2 separate regions of the Homo sapiens genome follow, and region 1 is linked to region 2. The links are chromatin contacts, found by Hi-C or POLR2A ChIA-PET in ENCODE. All regions are on one chromosome and are shown on one strand. Each heading gives the region's core, a stretch centred on a gene start or an enhancer-like site at or near the end of the contact. The rest is flanking DNA. Distances are from core to core; before and after follow the strand shown. Region 1 has its middle 16 kb from the start of HTT. Region 2 overlaps GRK4 (G protein-coupled receptor kinase 4).

Evidence for each region. Hi-C counts contacts between places; a loop is a spot of excess contacts on that map. ChIA-PET counts read pairs that join two places held with the same protein, here RNA polymerase II (POLR2A). Pooled maps may share reads with other maps.
Region 1: a loop to region 2 is called in a pooled map, with 2.0 times the contacts of the local background. The contact joins two enhancer-like sites. A Hi-C loop is called at or near these places in 3 of 37 single-sample maps with no recorded cell type and 5 of 50 pooled maps. POLR2A ChIA-PET finds 5 or more read pairs at or near these places in 4 of 52 experiments (AG04450, activated CD4-positive, alpha-beta T cell, activated T-cell and 1 more).

Annotation. Positions count from the first base shown.
Region 1 is chr4:3,057,356-3,060,573 of GRCh38, reverse strand. It overlaps HTT-AS. Among named protein-coding and RNA genes, the nearest start is that of HTT, 16 kb to the left of the region's middle. RefSeq lists an enhancer at 1,477-1,556. Within about 2 kb of position 1,398, at least 3 of the 41 ENCODE cell types and tissues checked have a DNase peak (open chromatin) inside an H3K27ac peak, as active enhancers do.
Region 2 is chr4:3,012,930-3,016,228 of GRCh38, reverse strand. GRK4 (G protein-coupled receptor kinase 4) reads right to left here. Exons shown (of 16, transcript NM_182982.3): 8 at 2,401-2,541. Among named protein-coding and RNA genes, the nearest start is that of GRK4, 51 kb to the right of the region's middle. RefSeq lists an enhancer at 2,452-2,511. Within about 2 kb of position 2,033, at least 3 of the 41 ENCODE cell types and tissues checked have a DNase peak (open chromatin) inside an H3K27ac peak, as active enhancers do.

The sequences.
Region 1 (3,218 bases), core at 149-2,648, 45 kb before region 2:
AAACCTTACCGAGGACTTTCTTACCCTCAGTATCTGCCTAAATAATTTCTTTTTAACTCGTATATCATCACAGGTGTGCACCCTCAACCTTGGCAAAATAAACTTTCTAAATTAAATGAGACCTTTCTCAAATTTTGGGGTTTCAGAGGTGGAAGGATCACTTGAGCCCAGGAGTATGAGGAGCTATAATCATGCCACCAAACTCTAGCCTGGGCAACAAAATGAGATCCTGTTTCTAAAGATGCTTTAAAATGTGTAAATGTAGTAGACTCATGATTCAGGAAAAACCCAAGAAAAGTGTGAGGAAAGATTGAAGAGACACCAACCGAGATTAGTAAGGAAATGTAGAAATGAGGACTTCTTAAAATTGCTATGACCTCCTATCACTTTTCTGAAGAGTGACTTGGCAATGTCTTTCAAAAGATTTAACTGTGCCAACCATTTCATCACACTTAGCATGTACGCACAGGGCATTACTGTAGGGAAGTATTAAATAACCATCGAAAGACCCAGGAACACAGCTACTCAGGAGACCGACGCAGGAGAATCACTGGAACCCAGGAGACAGAGGTTGCAGTGAGCTGAGATCACGCCACTGAACTCCAGCCTGGGTGACAGAATGAATGAGACTCCGTCTCAAAAAAAAAAACAAAAAACACAGGGACAAAGATGTTAAAGCAACATTAATATCAAGAAGATGAGGCCAGGCGCAGTGGCTCAGGCCTGTAATCCCAGCATTTTGGGAGGCCAAGGCAGGTGGACCACCTGAGGTCAGGAGTTTGAGACCAGCCTGACCAACATGGTGAAACCCCATCTCTACTAAAAATACAAAAATTAGCTGGGTGTGGTGGTGCATGCACCTGTAATCCCAGCTACTCAGGAGGCTGAGGAGGGAGGTGGAGGTTGCAGTGGGCCGGGATCAGGCCACTGCACTCCAGCCTGGGTGACGGAGCGAGACTCTGTCTCAAAAAAAGAAAAAAAAAATGAAACAACCTCAATGTCCAAAAATAGAAAATTGGTAGAAACATTAATACTTCCAAATATTGGAATACTGAAAAGCCATTTAAAATGACTTATTTATGAGGAAGTGGAGAAATTGGAACCTTGGTGCACCATTGGTATGTTAAAAACTTCCAACAAATTGAATTGAACAGAGTTTAGCTGATCAAGGAAAAAAAAAACAATTCACAAATGGTGCAGGTCCCAGAATCACAGCAGATTCAGGGAGACTCTAGGGATGCTGTGTGGTCAAAGCAAATTTATGGACAGAAAAGGGAAAGTGGCCACAGAAAGCAGAAGTGAGGCACGTTAACAGCCAGATGAATTCGCCTTCTCCGAACACAGTTTGAACAGTTTGCGGCCTGTGAGTGGTTGAAGTCTGGCTGCAGGAACTGGCTGAGACACAGCTGTTGTTACAGAAGCCTACTGCTAAGTTAGGTTTTCAGTCTGCCTACCTACTATGCTAGGTTACGATTCATCTGCAAGGACGCAAGGATGGCAGTACAGAAGCTTTCTCGGGCCAGTTTTCAGTTTAACAAGTGGAAATGTAAAATGAGCTGGGTGGGGTAGCTCATGCTTGTAATCCCAACACTTTGGGAGGCCAACGCGGCTGTATTGCTTAAGCCCAGGAGTTTGAGATCAGCCTGGGCAACATGGGGAAACCCCATCTCTACTAAAAACACAAAAATTAGCCCAGTATGATGGTGGGTGCCTGTAGTCCCAGCTACTCGGGAGGCTGAGGCAAGAGAATCGCTGGAACCTCGGAGGTGGAGATTGCAGTGAGCCGAGATCATACCACAGCACTCCAGCCTGGGTGACAGAGCAAGACCCCATTTAAAAGGAAAAAAAAAAAAGAAATGTAAAATGATGCAGCTAATATGTCAGAGGCGTTGGAACCAGAACAACTTCATCTTGAATAGGGGCGGGGTAAAATGAGGCTGACACCTGCTGGGCCGCGTTCCCAGGAGGTTAGGCATTCATAGTCACAGGATGAGGTAGGAGGCTGACACAAGATACAGGTCACAAAGACCTTACTGATAAAACAGGTTGCAGTAAAGAAGCTGGCCAAAGCCCACCAAAACCAAGATGGCAATGAAAGGGATCTCTGGTTGTTCTCACAGCTCATTATAAGCTAATTATAATGCATTAACATGCTAAAAGGCACTCCCACCAGCCCCATGACAGTTTACTGATGCCATGGCAACATATAGAAGTTACCCTATATGTTCTATTTTTTTTTTTTCTTTTGAGACAGAGTTTCATTCTTGTTGTGCAGGCTGGAGTGCAATGGCGCAATCTCGGCTCACCACAACCTCGGCTTCCCGGGTTCAAGCGATTCTCCTGCCTCAGCCTCCCGAGTAGCTGGGAGTACAGGCACGCGCCACCACGCCCAGCTAATTTTTTATTTTTAGTAGAGATGGGGTTTCTCCATGTTGGTCAAGCTGGTCTCAAACTCCTGACCTCAGGTCATCTGCCCGCCTTGGCCTCCCAAAGTGCTGGGATTACAGGCGTGAGCCACCATGCCTGGCCTAGAAGTTACCCTATATGTTCTAAAAAGGGGAGAAACCCTCAGTTCTGGGAATTGCCCACCCCTTTCACGGAAAACTCATGAATAATCCACCTCTTGTTTAGCATATAATCAAGAAATAATCAGCAGGGCGTGGTGGCTCACGCCTGTAATCCCAGCACTTTGGGAGGCTGAGGCGGGCGGATCACAAGGTCAGGAGATTGAGACCATCCTGGCTAACATGGTGAAACCCCGTCTCTACTAAAAATACAAAAAATTACAGGCGGGCGCCTATAGTCCCAGCTACTCAGGAGGCTGAGGCAGAAGAATGGCATGAACCCGGGAGGCGGAGCTTGCAGTGAGCCGAGATCGCCACTGCACTCCAGCCTGGGCAACAAAGGGAGACTCTGTCTCAAAAATAAATAAATAAATAAAAAGAAATAACCATAAAAATAGCCAACCAGCGGCCATCGGGGCTGCTCTGCCCATGGAGTAGCCATTCTCTATTCCTTGGCTTTCTTAGTAAACTTACTTTCATTTTATTCTGTGGACTCGTCTGAATTCTTTCTTGAGCAAGATCCAAGAACCCTCTCTTGGGGTCAGCATTGGGACCCCTTTCCAGTAACATATGTACAATGGAATAGTTTTGGCCTTAAATAGGAGGGAAATTCTGACACACACTACAACATGGATGAACCTTGAGGTCATTATG
Region 2 (3,299 bases), core at 784-3,283:
AAAAAAATTTTTTTTGTAGAGGCCAGGCTTGGTGGCTCACACCTGTAATCCCCAGCATTCTGGGAGGCCAAGGTGGGTAGATCACAAGGTCAGGAGTTTGAGACCAGCCTGGCCAACAAAGTGAAACCCTGTCGCTACTAATAATACAAAAAATTAGCTGGGTGTGGTGGTGGGCACCTGTAAAACCAGCTACTCGGGAGGCTGAGGCAGGAGAATCACTTGAGCCCGGGAGCCGGATGTTGCAGTGAGCCAAGATCGCGCCACTGCACTCCAGCCCGGGAGACAGTGCGAGACTCTGTATCAAAAAAAAAAAAAATAGGGTGATGGGGGTCTCCCTATGTTGCCCAGGCTGGTTTCAAACTCCTGGGCTCAAGTGATCCTCCCACCTTGGCCTCCCAAAGTGCTGAAATGACAGGCATGAGCCACCAAGCCCAGCCAAAAAATATGTTTAAAGCAACTCCCAGATAAGCCCATTTTATTACAGATTTTCAAGTAATTGCACATGAGAGTGACATATCATATACACACACTGTGCTATTTTTTTTTTTTTTTTTGAGATGGAGTCTTGCTCTGTTGCCCAGGCTGGAGTGCAGTGGCGTGATCTTGGCTCACTGCAAGCTCCGCCTCCGGGGTTCACGCCATTCTCCTGCCTCAGCCTCCTGAGTAGCTGGGACTACAGGCGCCTGCCACCACGCCTGGCTAATTCTTTGTATTTTTAGTAGAGATGGGGTTTCACTGTGTTAGCCAGGAGGGTCTCGATCTCCTGACGCCTGCCTCGGCCTCCCAAAGTGCTGGGATTACAGGCGTGAGCCACCGCGCCCGGCCCCACACTGTGCTATTAAATTCAGATGCTGGCTGTGAAGGTACACTGGGAACATTTGTCCCCCTGCACAAAGCAGCTAACCTCCGGGCTAAGAAATAAATGGCTTGGAGGAAATAGCTCTAACACTACAAATCATTTTATAAATTCTCGTTCACACTCTCCCTTCAACCAGTCTTCATACTTCAGTAGCTGCTACAGGACATATGTAATTAGGTAGAGAGAAACTGGGTTTGGAGATGAGAACCACACTATACAATGCACACCGTAAAGCCTGGAACTGCTCCCCTGAGCTCATACCAGTCCGCCCAATGTTCTGTCCTTTCCAGAAAGGTGGGAAGGTGGTATTTGGGCTTCATACAATTGGGATATGCTAGTTGAGGGCCTAGCGGTAAACTTCCCAGAAAAAGGAAAAGACGGAAAGCAGATTGAGGCCAGAGGGAGGAGGCCCACATGAGAAGGGGGCTAGAGAAGGTATCCTCAGCCAGACGTGGTAGCTCACACCTGTAATCCCAACACTTTGGGAAGCTGAGGCAGGTGGATCACTTGAGCCCAGGAGTTCAAGACCAGCCTGAGCAACATAGGGAGATCTCATCTCTCTCTCTTTTTTTTGAAACGGAGTCTCGCTCTGTTGCCCAGGCTGGAGTGCGGTGGTGCAATCTCAGCTCACTGCAACCTCCGCCTCCCAGGTTCAAGTGATTCTCCTGCACCAGCATCCCAAGTAGCTGGGACTACAGGCACGCGCCACCAGGCCCACCTAATTCTTTTTGTATTTTTAGTAGAGACGGGATTTCACCATGTTGGTCAGGCTGGTCTCGAACTCCTGACCTCAGGTGATCCACCCTCCTTGGCCTCCCTAAGTGGTGGGATTACAGGTGTGAGCCACCGCGCCTGGCCAGAGATCTCATCTCTAAAAAATAAGAATAAAAATAAAAAAATTAAAACCTAGTTGGGCATGGTGGTGTGTGCCTGTGGTCCCAGCTGCTTGGGAGGCTGAGGTAGGAGGATCACTTGGGCCTGGAAGGTTGAGGCTGCAGTGACCCAAGATCGTGCCATTGCGCTCCAGCCTGGACAACAGAGCGAAACCCTGTGTCAAAAAAAAAAAAAAAAAAGAGAGAGAGAGAGAGAAGGTATCCTCAAGCACAGCCAAGTCACAGTGTCCCAGGGGCCAGAGAAATTGACTGGAGGCTGAGAGCAAACAGAGATAAGCTCTGGCTGGCTGTGATAAGGGAAAGGAAAGGGCAATTCACCAAGAAACACGGGTAACTAATGGACCTGGAGCCTCTGCAAGCTGGCAGGTGTGAAGAGTGACAGAATGGGAGGCGGGGGACTACAGATTTATAACAAACCAGAAGTTAGAAGCAGTATCACTCCTTCTATGTTTTCTAAGGTTTGAATAAGAAAGAAGAGAGCTGTTACTAAAAACAAAACTGTTACTAAAAAGAGCAAACCCCCACATAAACTCAGAAAACAAGAAATGACTTCCACGGCTTCAGTGAGCGTGAGCTGAGCGGCATGTCGGCTGACAAAAGTGCTATGAATCAAACAATGCACAGTGAAGACTAAGAGGAGACACTTACTACGAATCTACTTTGCACTTTCTCCAGAATTCTTTTCTCATTTAGAGCCATAGCTTCACCTTTCCTCTTCTTTATTCTTTTTTTTTGTAGCTTTTTGCAGGCATACATTTTTCCTGTGGCTCGCACTTGACAGGCGCAAACCTAGTTTAAACAGCAAAATAAAGGAGGTTTATGTCCACCTGGCATTTCTTAGGCCACACAAAGGAAGCTCTTTGCTTGATGAGACCCTCACTGGCAGAGACCAGCAGCAGTGCATGAGGAGCCGAGACCGTTTCAAAGGTGAGCTTCGTCAGTGTGAGTCGGCTCCTCCCTCAGTGATGCACTGTACTCTATCAACTCTAAGACAGTGTACAAATGGAACTAGTTGGCATAGGTGATCACGGTAAATGTTTAATTTTTAAATGTCCCCATATGTGTATTTTACTTTTTGTAAAAGTGCAAAAGTTTTAAAAAGTAAAACTGAAAAGATTCTTTTTCAGCTGGGCATGGTGGCTCATGCCTACAATCCCAGCACTTTGGGAGGCCAAGGCAGGCAGATCACCTGAGGTCAGGAGCTCGAAACCAACCTGGCCAACATGGCGACACCCCGTCTCTACGAAAAATAAAAAAACAAAAAAATTAACTAGGCATGGTGGCGGGTGCCTGTAGCCCCAGCTACTCCAGAGGCTGAGGCAGGAGAATCGCTTAAACCCGGGAGGCAGAGGTTGTAGTAAGCCGAGATCGCGCCACTGCACTCCAGCCTGGGCGACAGAGTGAGACTCCGTCTCAAGATTCTCCTGCCTCAGCCTCCCAAGTAGCTGGGATTACAGGTGCCCGCCACCATGCCTGGCTAATTTTTCTTGTATTTTTAGTAAAGACGGGATTTCACCATTTTGGCCAGGCTGGTCTTGAACTCCTGA